Linked DNA regions of Homo sapiens: region 1 is linked to region 2. The links are chromatin contacts, found by Hi-C or POLR2A ChIA-PET in ENCODE. All regions are on one chromosome and are shown on one strand. Each heading gives the region's core, a stretch centred on a gene start or an enhancer-like site at or near the end of the contact. The rest is flanking DNA. Distances are from core to core; before and after follow the strand shown.

Region 1 (6,644 bases), core at 3,104-5,603, 190 kb before region 2:
TTTGAGGTAAAGGCCACTGCTGGGGACACTCACCTGGGTGGGGAGGACTTTGACAACAGGCTTGTGAGCCACTTCGTGGAGGAGTTCAAGAGGAAACACAAAAAGGACATCAGCCAGAACAAGCGAGCCGTGAGGCGGCTGCGCACCGCCTGCGAGAGGGCCAAGAGGACCCTGTCGTCCAGCACCCAGGCCAACCTAGAAATTGATTCACTTTATGAAGGCATTGACTTCTATACATCCATCACCAGAGCTCGATTTGAAGAGTTGTGTGCAGACCTGTTTAGGGGTACCCTGGAGCCTGTAGAAAAAGCGCTTCGGGATGCCAAGATGGATAAGGCTAAAATCCATGACATTGTTTTAGTAGGGGGCTCCACCCGCATCCCCAAGGTGCAGCGGCTGCTTCAGGACTACTTCAATGGACGTGATCTCAACAAGAGCATCAACCCTGATGAGGCCGTAGCATATGGGGCTGCGGTACAAGCAGCCATCCTGATGGGGGACAAGTCTGAGAAGGTACAGGACCTGCTGCTGCTGGACGTGGCTCCCCTGTCCCTGGGGCTGGAGACGGCTGGGGGCGTGATGACTGCCCTGATAAAGCGCAACTCCACCATCCCCACCAAGCAGACACAGATTTTCACCACCTACTCTGACAACCAACCCGGGGTGCTGATCCAGGTGTATGAGGGCGAGAGGGCCATGACAAAGGACAACAACCTGCTGGGGCGGTTTGACCTGACTGGAATCCCTCCAGCACCCAGGGGAGTTCCTCAGATCGAGGTGACGTTTGACATTGATGCCAATGGTATTCTCAATGTCACAGCCACGGACAAGAGCACCGGCAAGGTGAACAAGATCACCATCACCAATGACAAGGGCCGCCTGAGCAAGGAGGAGATTGAGCGCATGGTTCTGGATGCTGAGAAATATAAAGCTGAAGATGAGGTCCAGAGGGAGAAAATTGCTGCAAAGAATGCCTTAGAATCCTATGCTTTTAACATGAAGAGTGTTGTGAGTGATGAAGGTTTGAAGGGCAAGATTAGTGAGTCTGATAAAAATAAAATATTGGATAAATGCAACGAGCTCCTTTCGTGGCTGGAGGTCAATCAACTGGCAGAGAAAGATGAGTTTGATCATAAGAGAAAGGAATTGGAGCAGATGTGTAACCCTATCATCACAAAACTCTACCAAGGAGGATGCACTGGGCCTGCCTGCGGAACAGGGTATGTGCCTGGAAGGCCTGCCACAGGCCCCACAATTGAAGAAGTAGATTAATTCTTTTTAGAACTGAAGCATCCTAGGATGCCTCTACATGTATTTCATTCCCCTCATCTTCAAACATCATTATTATTCTTGACCAGACCTGAATCTAAGTTACCATCCCTTGGAAATTCTGGAGAAGGAGTCTCATGCACCACCTATCACACTCCCTCACATCCTGTTTCTGACTTTGGAATGGACTCAGGAAAACTAGGCCCCTCTTTAAACCGTGTGATGTATTTGAATGTCTGTTATTTCCAGCCACCCTAACATTCTTCTTCCTGTGTGGATGCTTATTTGTCAATCAGTAAATTTGTTCGTAAAGAAAATTACTTCTGGTATTTAGGCTGTGAATGTACCTTGAAGGGGAGAGTTCATGGAGAGAGCATGTGTTCTCTGATTGTGAGGTCACTGTGAATGATTAAATTGGTAAGGGTAAAGTATTTGAATTTTCATGAACTCATTTTGTGTGTGTGTGTGTGTGTGTGTGTGTGTGTGTGTGTGTTTTGAGAGACAGTCTCGCCCTGTCACCCAGGCTGGAGTGCAGTGGCACAATCTCAGCTTACTGCAAGCTCTGCCTCCTGGGTTCACGCCATTCTCCTGCCTCAGCCTCCCGAGTAGCTGGGACTGCAGGTGCCCCCCACCATGCCCGGCTAATTTTTTGTATTGTTTTAGTAGAGACGGGGTTTCACTGTGTTAGCCAGGATGGTCTCGATCTCCTGACCTCGTGATCCGCCCGCCTCGGCCTCCCAAAGTGCTGGGATTACAGGCGTGAGCCACCGTGCCCGGCCCATGAACTCATTGTTTCAATCAGCCACATAATTTTTGATCCTCAGACACCTTTAGCACAGATGGAACAGATGGCAAACTATAACTGCTTTTAATCAGTTACAAGCTGGTTTTGGAGTTTAGGACTCAACTGGGGGTGGAGGGACAAATCCTGCTTGATGTCCTGATGTCACTTATAGGTAAGGTCCAGGAGATTCAGCATCTATGCACTCACAGAGTTCATTGTTTACATCCATTACATGGAGAAAATATTTCTTTTCTTTTTTTTTTTTTTTGGAAACAGTTTCGCTCTTGTCGCCCAAGCTGGAGTGCAATGGCACGATCTCGGCTCACTGCAAACTTTGCCTCCCAGATTCAAGCGATTCTCCTGCCTCAGCCTCATGAGTAGCTGGGATTACAGGCGCTCACCACCATGCCCGGCTAATGTTTGTGTTTTTAGTAGAGACGGGATTTCACCATGTTGACCAGGCTGTTCTGAACTCCTGACCTCAGGTGATCCACCCACCTCAGCCTCCCAAAGTGCTGGAATTATAGGCGTGAGCCACCGTGCCCAGCCCCAGAAAATATTTCTATAACAAACTCTTGACAAATAAGTATGTCTATGCAAGATGACAAATACAAGTTTTATGAAGTCTCAGTCCATGAAAAAATATTTTTACCAGCTGGGCACAGTGGCTCACGCCTGTAATCCCAGCACTTTGGGAGGCCGAGGCGGGCGGATCATGAGGTCAAGAGATTGAGACCATCCTGCCCAACATGGTGAAACCCCGTCTCTACTAAAAATACAAAAATTAGCTGAGGACGGTGATGCGTGCCTGTAGTCCCAGCTACTCAGGAGGGTGAGGCAGAGGAATCGCTTGAACCCGGGACGTGGAGGTTGCAGTGAGCTGAGATCGTGGCACCACACTCCAGCCTGGTGATAGAGCGAGACTCCATCTCAAAAACATTTTTTTCTTTTACCTGTGTCCTAATACATATTTATAAAAACCTGGGGGATATGAGTTAGAATAATATGTAACTGCATTTCTGTCTGTTTGTGTTTGAAACATTTAACAGTGAAATGTTAGACTGGGTTATTTGTATCTGTGAGCCACAGTCTCTTTAGTTTTACACAGTCCTTTACAGGACAGTCTTGGCAAAAGTGTGTAAGAAATGCGGAGATTGAGGTTGGCTCCTTTGGAGAAATGTATTTATTGGTAACCTTTGATAAAATCAAAATTTGTGCTCCAGCTCCTCCTTATCTCTGGGACTGCTCAACGTTGTTTGTTTATAATTTTCTTTTTTCTAGAGAGAGTCTCGCTCTGTCACCCAGGCTGGAATGCAGTGGGGAGATTGTAGCTCACTGTAACTCTTGGGTTCAAATGATCCTCCTGCCTCAGCCTCCCCAAATGCTGGGATTTACAGGCCTCAACATTTTTTGTTTTTTGGGATGGAGTTTTGCTCTTGTTGCCCAGGCTGGAGTGCAATGGCAAGATCTCCACTCACTGCAACCTATGCCTCCTGGATTTACAGGCGCGTGCCACCACACCCGGCTAATTTTTGGGTTTTTAGTAGAGACAGAATTTCGCCATGTTGACCAGGCTGGTCTCGAACTCCTGACCTCAGGCGATCCACTTGCCTTGGCCGCCCAAAGTGCTGGGATTACAGGTGTGAGCCACTGCTCCCGGTCATTTTTTTTTTTTTTTTTTTTGAGACGGAGTCTTGCTCTGTCGCCCAGGCTGCAGTGCAGTGGCGCGATCTCGGTTCACTGCAACCTCCGCCTCCCAGGTTCAAGCGATTCTCTTCCCTCAGCCTCCCGAGTAGCTGGTATTACAGGAGCCTGCGACCACGCCTAATTTTTTTTGTATTTTTAGTGAAGATGGGGTTTCACCATGTTGGCTAGACTGGTCTCGAACTCCTGACCTCACACAATCCACCCACCTAGGCCTCCCAGAGTGCTGGGATTAAAGGCTTGAGCCACGGCCCTCGGCCTTTTTTTCTTTTTATCAGCTGAATTTAAGATTCAAAACATTTTTTAATTTTATTTTTTAAATTTTATGTTTTTACTTTAACAAATATAGAAAAGTGCACACTTCATAATCTTAACAAACTCCCCACAATTCTCGATAGGAAGTGTGTGTAGGGCACAAACACATCACGCTGTAGATGGCAGGATTCTGGAAAAGAACAAAATCCTTTGAGCTCAGGCGCTGAGTCCCGCCACCCGTCTGGCAGCCCAGGCTAGGGTCCGCGCCTGCGCAATGGGAGCCGGCCGGCCAGGGAGGAAGTCGGAATGAAGGAAACCCCGCCCCTTTCCCGGCTTCCTCCTCCCCTCTACTCTACCCAGCTTGCGCTCCCCAGCCGCAAGTCGGCCGCGCTTTGCCCGTCAGCGCTTGGAGCTTTCTGCGTCGCTTCCCGCTGCGCCTGCGCGGTCCCGCCTCGCCCCACGCGCGGGCTCGCGCTTCGGTTTCCCCAGACCTGCTCGCAGCACCCTGCTGTCTTCCCGGTCCGGCCCGCTGCCCGCGGCGCCAGCACCATGGTGGGTACCGTGACGTCAAAAGGGGGCGCCCTCGGGGACCTCGCATGGTTGGGGCGGGGGATCTGGCCTTTGTACCCCTAGGCTGGAGTTAGGTCCGGAGTTTTTATCTTCATCTTTAGTACTGTACTGTTTCTCAGGTTCATTGAGGAGGCACTGAGAACAAATGGGATATTTTTTCCATGATGAGGGAAAAAACCCCAACCCTGAGAGAGATTCAGTGAGGATAGCGGGAGACGGAAAAGTTAGACCTCAGAGCACTTCTCTGCCAGGCAAGCTTCGGCAGGGTGCGGGTGGGATATTTTCTACAATTCATTGAAAGGAGTGGGCAGGTACCCGAGAAAGGTGGTCGACTGAGAGAGCACAGTGGGGAGGCCGACGTATGCAGGGCAGAGTCTCTCTGGGACTTTAAGTGATGGGCTCAGTGCAGTGTGCAGAATAATTTGGGCTCCAGCCTTTCAGCTCTGTCAACCAATTATTCTTTCCTGTGAAATTTTGAGAACTGTCAGGGATGCAGTGGGGTTCACAATACCAGTATTTGGTAATACTGTCAAAGGACACTCCTCCCTACCATGCTCCTTCCCACATGATGGTTTTCCCCCTCTCTCCCAATAGCTCTTCTATTCTTTTTTCAAGTCCCTTGTGGGCAAGGATGTGGTCGTGGAACTAAAGAATGACCTGAGGTAGGTACCTGTTCCAACAAGTCTGTTGGGGGTGGGTGTGCCCAGGGCCCTGGAACCTCTTTAATTTGAGAAATATTTCAGGGCTAGGCGAGGTGGAAGATGTACAGAAGAAATAAATGGATAGGGTGCAGTGGCTCAAGCCTGTAATCCCAGCACTTTGGGAGGCTGAGGAAGGAGGAAAGCTTGAGCCCAGGAGTTTGAGGCTGCAGTGAGCAGTGATTACTCCATTGCACTCTAGCCCAGGCAATAGAGCAAGACCCCATCTCTAAGAAAAATTTTAAAATTTAGCAATAAATAAATGCCTTGTGCCTTAAATTTACAGATAAGCTTAGAGATTGTATCGTGTATTGGAAAACAATACAAAGCAATATATAGTTTAAAGAGTAAATACAGGTCAGGCGCAGTGGCTCACGGGCTGGACGTGTGGCTCATGCCTGTAATCCCAGCACTTTGGGAGGCCAAGGTGGGCGAATCACGAGGTCAGGAGTTCAAGACCAGCCCGGTCAAGATGGTGAAACCCTGTCTCTACTAAAAATACAAAAATTAGCCGGGCACGGTGGCTGGTGCCTGTAATCCCAGCTACTCGGGAGGGTGAGGCAGGAGAATCGCTTGAACCTGGGCGGCAGAGGTTGCAGTGAGCTGAGATCACACTGCTGCACTCCAGCTGGGTGACAGAGTGAGATTCTGTCTCAAAAAAAAAAAAAAGTAAGTACTAGGCTGGCCATGGTGGCTCACACCTGTAATCTCAGCACTTTGGGAGGCTGAGGCAGGAGGATCACTTGAGTCCAGGATGTCGAGACTAGTCTGGGCAACATAGTGATGAGACCTCTATTTCTATAAAAAATTAGCCAGGTGTAGTGTACATGCCTGTAGTCTCAGCTATTCGGGAGGCTGAGGTGGGAGGATCACTTGAACCCAGGAGGTCAAGGCTGCAGTGAGCCATGATTGTATCACTTTACTCCAGCCTGGTTGACAGAGGAAGACTCTGTCTCAAAAAAAGAACAGGCCAGGCCGGGCGCGGTGGCTCACGCCTGTAATCCCAGCACTTTGGGAGGCCGAGGCAGGCGGATCACAAGGTCAGGAGATTGAGATCATCCTGTTTAACATGGTGAAACCCTGTCTCTGCTAAAAATACAAAAAATTAGCCAGGCGTGGTGGCATGCTCCTGTAGTTCCAGCTACTTGGGAGTCTGAGGCAGGAGAATGGCGTGAACCTGGGAGGCGGAACTTGCAGTGAGCCAAGATGGTGCCACCGCACTCCAGCCTGGGTGACAGAGCAAGACTCCGTCTCAAAAAAAAAAAAAAAAAAAAAGAAAAAAAAGAACAGGCCATAGGCCGGGCACGATGGCTCATGCCTGTAATCCCAGCACTTTGGGAGGCTGAGGCGGGTGGATCACGAGG
Region 2 (6,647 bases), core at 636-3,135:
TTGTTCATATGGCCAAATCCTTGCCACCTTTCCCTCAAGACCTGTCTCTCCTTCCCAAACCCAGGAAAAAAATCACCCAAATAAAAACTAAGCTGACTTGATCTGGAGGAGGGGGTAATTTATTTAATTTGTTGACTCTGGCTTACAATTTTGTCTTCTGTTTCCATATCTGGGTCATTAGAAGCCCCTTCAATCCCATCATCCCTTTTCCCTTCAAATCAGGGCAACTCAGAGATAGCTTTCTTGGCTGGGGGGCCTGTTGGCTTTTCCTTTTCTCTCGCTTTTTCCTCATACATCAGGATCCTGGTTGAGATGGGAAGAGGCACAGGGATCAGGGAACACTCCTCTCAAGGGAATAAATCATAGGGTGCTAGGAAAGGCTAGAAGGGGATGGGGATGTGAGGGTGGAAGGGGGAAGAGGAAGGGCAGGGGTTGGAGTTTCTGGGGACCAGGACTATGGATAGGGATGGGGTCGGGACCTTGGAAGGGTCCCTCTAAGGATGGAAGAAGGGATGATGGGCAACGTGTAGAAATGTTGAGCCTGTGGACAAGGGTAGGGATGGGGGAGGAGAAAACAGGTAAGTACAGGGGAGGTTGGAAATTGACACTCACATTTTTAGGATGGCAGATCTCTTGCCCAGCATCATCCTGAGAAAGTCAGGGTAGCTGAACGTCTCCCCGGAGCCACTGGACACCTCTCCAATTAATTTCTTTAGCTCTAGGTGAGTCTTGGGGACTCCAAGTTTCTCCAGCATTCGTTTCAGGGACATGATATCTGGGGGCAGAGGATGGGGATGGGGAGAAGGTGGGGAGACCCTCTCTCTCCTCTCCCACTTCCGCATCCCCATTCTCCTTCCTCCCACTGTGGTAGGTGGGCCCCCTCCCAAATCATGAGGAATGGAGCATGTAGGAGAGACCTCTGTCTTCTTAGGCCTGCACACCACCCTGCCCCCGCAAATCACCCGTTTCTCACCAATATCGCCATTTCCATTAAGGTCAAACTCCATGTATTTCTCTGGGTGAGGGGAGAGAGCAGAAGGGATAAGCGCTGACTGGAGGGTTTTCAGCAGGGGACTGAGGAAGGGGTTGCCAACCAACTGCTAGGTGGAGGAGACAACGTGGAAGGAGGAGGAGGGGCAGGCAGAGGAAGTGGGGTTGGGGAGTTGAGGGGCCCCGCTAGGGTGTAAGGAGCTAGAGGGGATGCTGAGAGAGGCAGGCCCGGGAAAGGGACCGCAGTGTGGCAGGAGGGCAATAAAGGCAGGTTCCCCTTTTGCTACCACAAAAGTAAACTTTTTATCTCTGCTGTTCCTGCCTTGTTCTTGTGGAAATCCTAACCCTCCTACCCCCAGCCCTGTCTCCACCGCCTACAGTTTCCCCCTCACCTTTGAAGCCTTCCAGTTTGGAGGGCAGATCCTCATCACTGCTATATTTGGGATCGTCTAGGAATTGCTATGGAGGGGAAAATAAGAGCCAGGGTAGGCCCTCCCCATCCACGCCCCATCCCCCTGGCTCTGCCCCCTTAGTTCTTCCTTCTACCTTGTTGATCTCATCCAGCCTCTCTTCCTGCTGGGCCTTCAGCAGTCCGAAAGCTTTTCCTCCTGTGGGGTGAAAAAAATTAATCAGCCCTCATCCCTCCCTTCCTCTCCTTACCCTGACACCAGCCCGGGCTACCCTAGGCCAGCTGACTGCCCTCCTAGCCCACAGCCCAGGTCTGTCCATCTCATTCCTCCGATCTAATGCCGCTGCCTATCCCACCCTCCCTACCCTGTAAATCCCTGGTTTGGCTCATAGCTCAGCAGATGCTGGTAGAGGTGGGGAGACAGACCAAGCTGGAGGCCTCTGTCTGCAGGCTCTCCTTCTCTCCCACCAGTCTTCTCAGAAGCCTTCCTCCCAAACTTCCCCTTTCCCCTCATTCCTTCCTCCTCTGCCTCCCAGACCTCACTTCCCCATCAGGTTCTGCTGACACTAGCACCCCAGGAAGGAGGGGGAGCCTGGTGTGAAATGCAGATTAGAAAATAACATTCTCCCAAATTCCTCTTAAATGAGAGCCCAGTGTGCGCATGAAACAAATATTTTGATAAGCCACTGGAGGTGTGCAGGAAGGGCAGGAAGACACCAGGGATATTTATTCTCAGGAACTAGTATTTTTGAACAGGTCCAAGGTTCAGGTAATGATAAGACCTTGCATTTTGTCAGGTTTCATGAGTCTGGGCAGGCAGCTGTGGATAGGAAGACAAGGAAGGGCTGGCTGAATTTTTCTGCTCTGTAGATCGGAGAAGAATCTGAAGTCTGCTGGCAGCTCCAGGAGGGTGACAAGATGGGCACAGGGTTTAGAAAGGGAGAGAAACCTCACTCCCAGCCTGGCAGCTCCAAGGAGGCCCTTAAAAATATGGAAATGTCTAACAAAACATTTTAATTTGTTTGCTTTAGAATGTGCAACGTAACCCTCTCATCTTATCTCCTTTGAAATCTTTAGTAAAATCTATAGAGATCAGGAATTTAAGAGTTTAAGTAGATTCTTTGGAGGAACTGAAAGTGGTACTTAAAGAAACAGCGTTTGTGGACAGAAGAGCCAGGGAGTGAGGCTGACATCAGGTTTGCACACTGCACGTGCGTGCACACATGCAGGCATGTTTGTGTGATGGTGGTGCTGGTCACTGTGGGTTCAACAGAGTGGATGATAGCCTCTGACACATGCCTCCCTAGGCATAACCTTTATCCCCTCTGTCACTCTGTTTGGCCAGTCGCTTCTTGGAGAGGTGAGGACAGCACATTTCCCTCATTGAGATTTCCTGGTCCAAACTCCCTGCCCAGGGCTCCATCTACCCTGCCCCGGCATTGATGAAGACACCTTTCCTTCTCCCTTCCCCCCAACATATTTCCTTTTCTGTAGCTGGGAGTTTTCACTTCTCACTGCCCTCTCCCTGACCCAAGCCAGGTAGGGGAGATGCTGGAGTGGCCTCTGGCTGCTGCTGCTGCTTTTTTTTTTTTTTTTGAGTCGGAGTCTTGCTCTGTCGCCCAGGCGGGAGTGCAATGGTGCAATCTCGGCTCACTGCAACCACTGCCTCCTGGGTTCAAGCAATTCTCCTACCTCAGCCTCCTGAGTAGCTGGGACTACAGGCGCCCACCACCACGCCCAGCTAATTTTTGTATTTTTAGTACAGATGGGGTTTCGCCATGTTGGCCAGGATGGTCTCTATCTCTTGACCTTGTGATCCACCCACCTCAGCCTCCCAAAGTGCTGGGATTACAGGCATGAGCCACTGCACCTGGCTGGACTCTGGCTTCTTGACTTCCCTTTATTGCAGCTACATTCTCCTGCTGCAGAGAGAGCTGCAACCCTGTACTCCCAATGTTCTCAGTGCCTGCTGGGAGGAACTCACTTCTTTATTCATACGTTCACTCAACAGATATTTACTGAATGCTTACTATATGCCAGACATGCCTCTAGGCCCAGAGAACCCAACAAATGAAAACTCTTGTCTTCATGGTTGATCTAATTGGGGAAGGCAGACAATACAAATAAATAAGTATATTAAAGGTGCTAGGTGGCCAGGCGCAGTGGCTCACGCCTGTAATCACAGCACTTTGGGAGGCTGGGGCAGGCGGATCACAAGGTCAGGAGTTGGAGACCAGCCTGACCAACATGGTGAAACCCCATCTCTACTAAAAATACAAAAATTAGCAGGGCCTGGTGGTGCGTGCCTGTAATCCCAGCTGCTCAGGAGGCTGACGCAGGCGAATCGCTTAAACCCGGGAGGCAGAGGTTGCAGTGAGCTGAGATCGCGCCATTGCACTCCAGCCTGGGCAACAGAGTGAGACTCCGTCTCAAAAAAAAAAAAAAAAAAAAAAAAAAGGCGCCAGGTGCCTATGGAGGAAAACAAAGTAGGGAAGAGGGGACATAGGAGTATTATTGCCAATGGTCCCCAGTTTTTTGTTTTTTGTTTTTTGTTTTTTTTTTAAACGGAGTCTCACTCTGTCGCCCAGGCTAGAGTGCAATGGCTTGATCTCAGCTCACTGTAACCTCCGCCTCCTGGGTTCAAGCGATTCTCCTGCCTCAGCCTTCCGAGTAGCTGGGATTACAGCCACCTGCCATCATACCTAGCTAATTTTTGTATTTTTGTAGAGGCGGGGTTTCACCATGTTGACCAGGCTGGTCTTGAACTCCTGACCTTAGGTGATCTACCCACCTCGGACTCCCAAAGTGCTAGGATTACAGGCGTGAGCCACTGCACCCAGCTTTTTTTGTTGAGACAGAATCTCGCTCTGTTGCCCAGGCTGGAGTGCAGTGGCACAATCTCAGCTCACTGCAACCTCTGCCTCCCGGGTTCAAGCGATTCTCCTGCCTCAGCCTAACGAATAGCTGGGATTACAGGCGATCACCACTATACCCGGCTAATTTTTGTATTTTTAGTAGAGATGGGGTTTCACCAAGTTGGCCAGGCTGGTCTTGAACTCCTAACCTTGTGATCCTCCCACCTTGGCCTCCCAAAGTGCTGGGATTACAGGTGTGAGCCTGACTTGTCCCCAGTTTTAAATATGGTGGTCTGGCCAGACACGGTGGCTTACGCCTGTGGTCCTAGCCACTTGGGAGGCTGAAGTGAGAGGATCGCTTGAGCCCAGGAGATCAAGGCTGCAGTGAGCCATGACCGTGCCATTACACTCCAGTCTGGGCAACAGAGTGAGACCCTGTCTCAAAAAATACAATAAAATAATAAAATAAATAGAGTGGTTAGAGAAGCGTTCTCTGAAAAAGTGATATTTGAGCAAAGATTTCTTTTCTTTTTTTTGAGATGGAGTCTCACTCTGTCACTCAGGCTAGAGTGCAGTGGTGCAATCTCCACTCACTGCAACCTCCACCTCCCGGGTTCAAGTGATTCTCCTGCCTCAGCCTCCAGAGTAGCTGGGATTACAGGCACCTGCCACCACGCCCAGCTGGCTAATTTTTTGTATTTTTAGTGAGACGGGGTTTTACTATGTTGGCCAGGCTGGTCTTGAACTCCTGATCTCATGATTCGCCCACCTCGCCCTCCCAAAGTGCTGGGATTACAGGTGTGAGCCACCACGCCTGGCCGTTTGATCAAAGATTTTAAGCAAGCAAAGGAACAAGCCTCTGTCTTCCTAGGCCTGCACACTTCCCCAAATCACCTTTTTTCACTGATATCTCTGTTTCCATTCTGGTCAAACTTTATGTATTTCTTTGGGTAAAGAGAGAGAACAGACAGGGTAAGCACTGGCTAGAGGGTCTTTGGCAGAGGATCGAGGAAGGCATTGCCAACCAAGTGCTAGGTTGAGGAGAGGATGTGGAAGGAGGAGATGGGGCAGGCAGAGTGGGCTTGGGGAGTTGAGGGACCATGTAAGGTGGATATACGGCTAGAAAGAAAAATACTTATTTTTTTTTTTTTGAGACAGAGTCTCCATCTGTCGCTAGACTGGAGTGCAGTGGCGCGATCTTGGCTCACTTCAACCTCCACATCCTGGGTTCAAGCGACTCTCCTGCCTCAGCCTCCCAAGTAGCTGGGACTACAGGTGCGCACCACCATGTTCAACTAATTTTTGTAATTTTAGTGGAGACGAGGTTTCACCATGTTGGCCAAGATGGTCTCGATCTCTTGACCTTGTGATCCACCCACCTTGGCCTCCCAAAGTACTGAGATTATAGATGTGAGCCACTGCGCCTAGCCAGAAAAATATTTATTGATCCTAAAGTGGAGTCAGCGCCACTGTTGCTGCTAGTGTTGAATCCAGAACCATAGCTGGACATGGGATCAGAGGATGAACAAGAGATGCTGACTGGGCCTAGAGATGGCAAGGAGGAGGAGGAAGAGGAAGAGGAGGAATTAGTCAATTCCTAACAAAAGCGAGAGAGCAGTGCGTGCAGCTGAAGAAAGGAGTAAAGTCTCGGAGCAGCTGGAGCTCTGTGATGAGCACGTGTCTTCCAGATCACAGACAGGAGAGGATTGCACAAAGCTCTTTGACTTCTCTAATGCAAGGGACCATTGCATGGCCCACAAATCCTTTAACAGTTTGAAATGAATGTGCAGACTCCTTCACCCCAGCTTTCATCACCTGGGCATTTCTCTATGGTTTTAAATATAACATTTGTTTCTAATTTGTGTAACTATAAGTCCATGTGAACCTCATGGATTTTTGGCTTAGGCAAATAGCTTCTCTGTAATTGGCAGCAATTCCATCTTAATAAGGGAACTGTGATTTGCAAAACGAAAAAATATACTGTTTTTTTCTTTTTCCTTTTTTTTATTCAAGGGCTAGTGAATCTTGGGATCTCAGGGTTACATCGAGGTATATTTATCATCATCATTATAGTCCAGGACTAAAAGGAAGTTATTCCAGGCTCTTTGCAAAGAATCTCAGTTTTTTTTGTTTGTTTGTTTTATTTTGTTTTGAGATGGAGTCTTGCTCTGTTGGCCAGGCTGGAGTGCAGTGGTGCAGTCTCTGCTCACTGCAACCTCCACCTCCCAGGTTCAAGTGATTCTCCTGCCTCAGCCTCCCGAGTAGCTGGGACTACAGGCACCCGCCACCATGCCTGGCTAATTTTTTGTATTTTTAGTAGAGACAGGGTTTCACCATGTTAGCCAGGATGGTCTCAATCTCCTGACCTCATGATCGGCCCGCCTCGGCCTCCC

Evidence for each region. Hi-C counts contacts between places; a loop is a spot of excess contacts on that map. ChIA-PET counts read pairs that join two places held with the same protein, here RNA polymerase II (POLR2A). Pooled maps may share reads with other maps.
Region 1: a pooled map shows a loop between it and region 2 (2.1-fold over the local background). The contact joins the promoter of LSM2 here to the promoter of AIF1 in region 2. A Hi-C loop is called at or near these places in 2 of 168 maps with a recorded cell type or tissue (B cell and naive thymus-derived CD4-positive, alpha-beta T cell), 4 of 37 single-sample maps with no recorded cell type and 13 of 50 pooled maps. POLR2A ChIA-PET finds 5 or more read pairs at or near these places in 12 of 52 experiments (CD4-positive, alpha-beta T cell, CD4-positive, alpha-beta memory T cell, Caco-2 and 8 more).

What each region holds. Positions count from the first base shown.
Region 1 is chr6:31,804,675-31,811,318 of GRCh38, reverse strand. It overlaps LSM2 (LSM2 homolog, U6 small nuclear RNA and mRNA degradation associated), which reads left to right and starts at 4,353. Exons shown (of 5, transcript NM_021177.5): 1 at 4,353-4,564; 2 at 5,177-5,244. The coding sequence starts at 4,562. It overlaps HSPA1L (heat shock protein family A (Hsp70) member 1 like), which reads left to right. Exons shown (of 2, transcript NM_005527.4): 2 at 1-1,700. The coding sequence ends at 1,272.
Region 2 is chr6:31,610,472-31,617,118 of GRCh38, reverse strand. AIF1 (allograft inflammatory factor 1) reads right to left here and starts at 1,885. Exons shown (of 6, transcript NM_001623.5): 1 at 1,765-1,885; 2 at 1,537-1,598; 3 at 1,383-1,449; 4 at 974-1,015; 5 at 613-775; 6 at 104-303. The coding sequence starts at 1,789. The coding sequence ends at 219. It also overlaps the pseudogene UQCRHP1. RefSeq lists enhancers at 619-1,119, 1,120-1,620.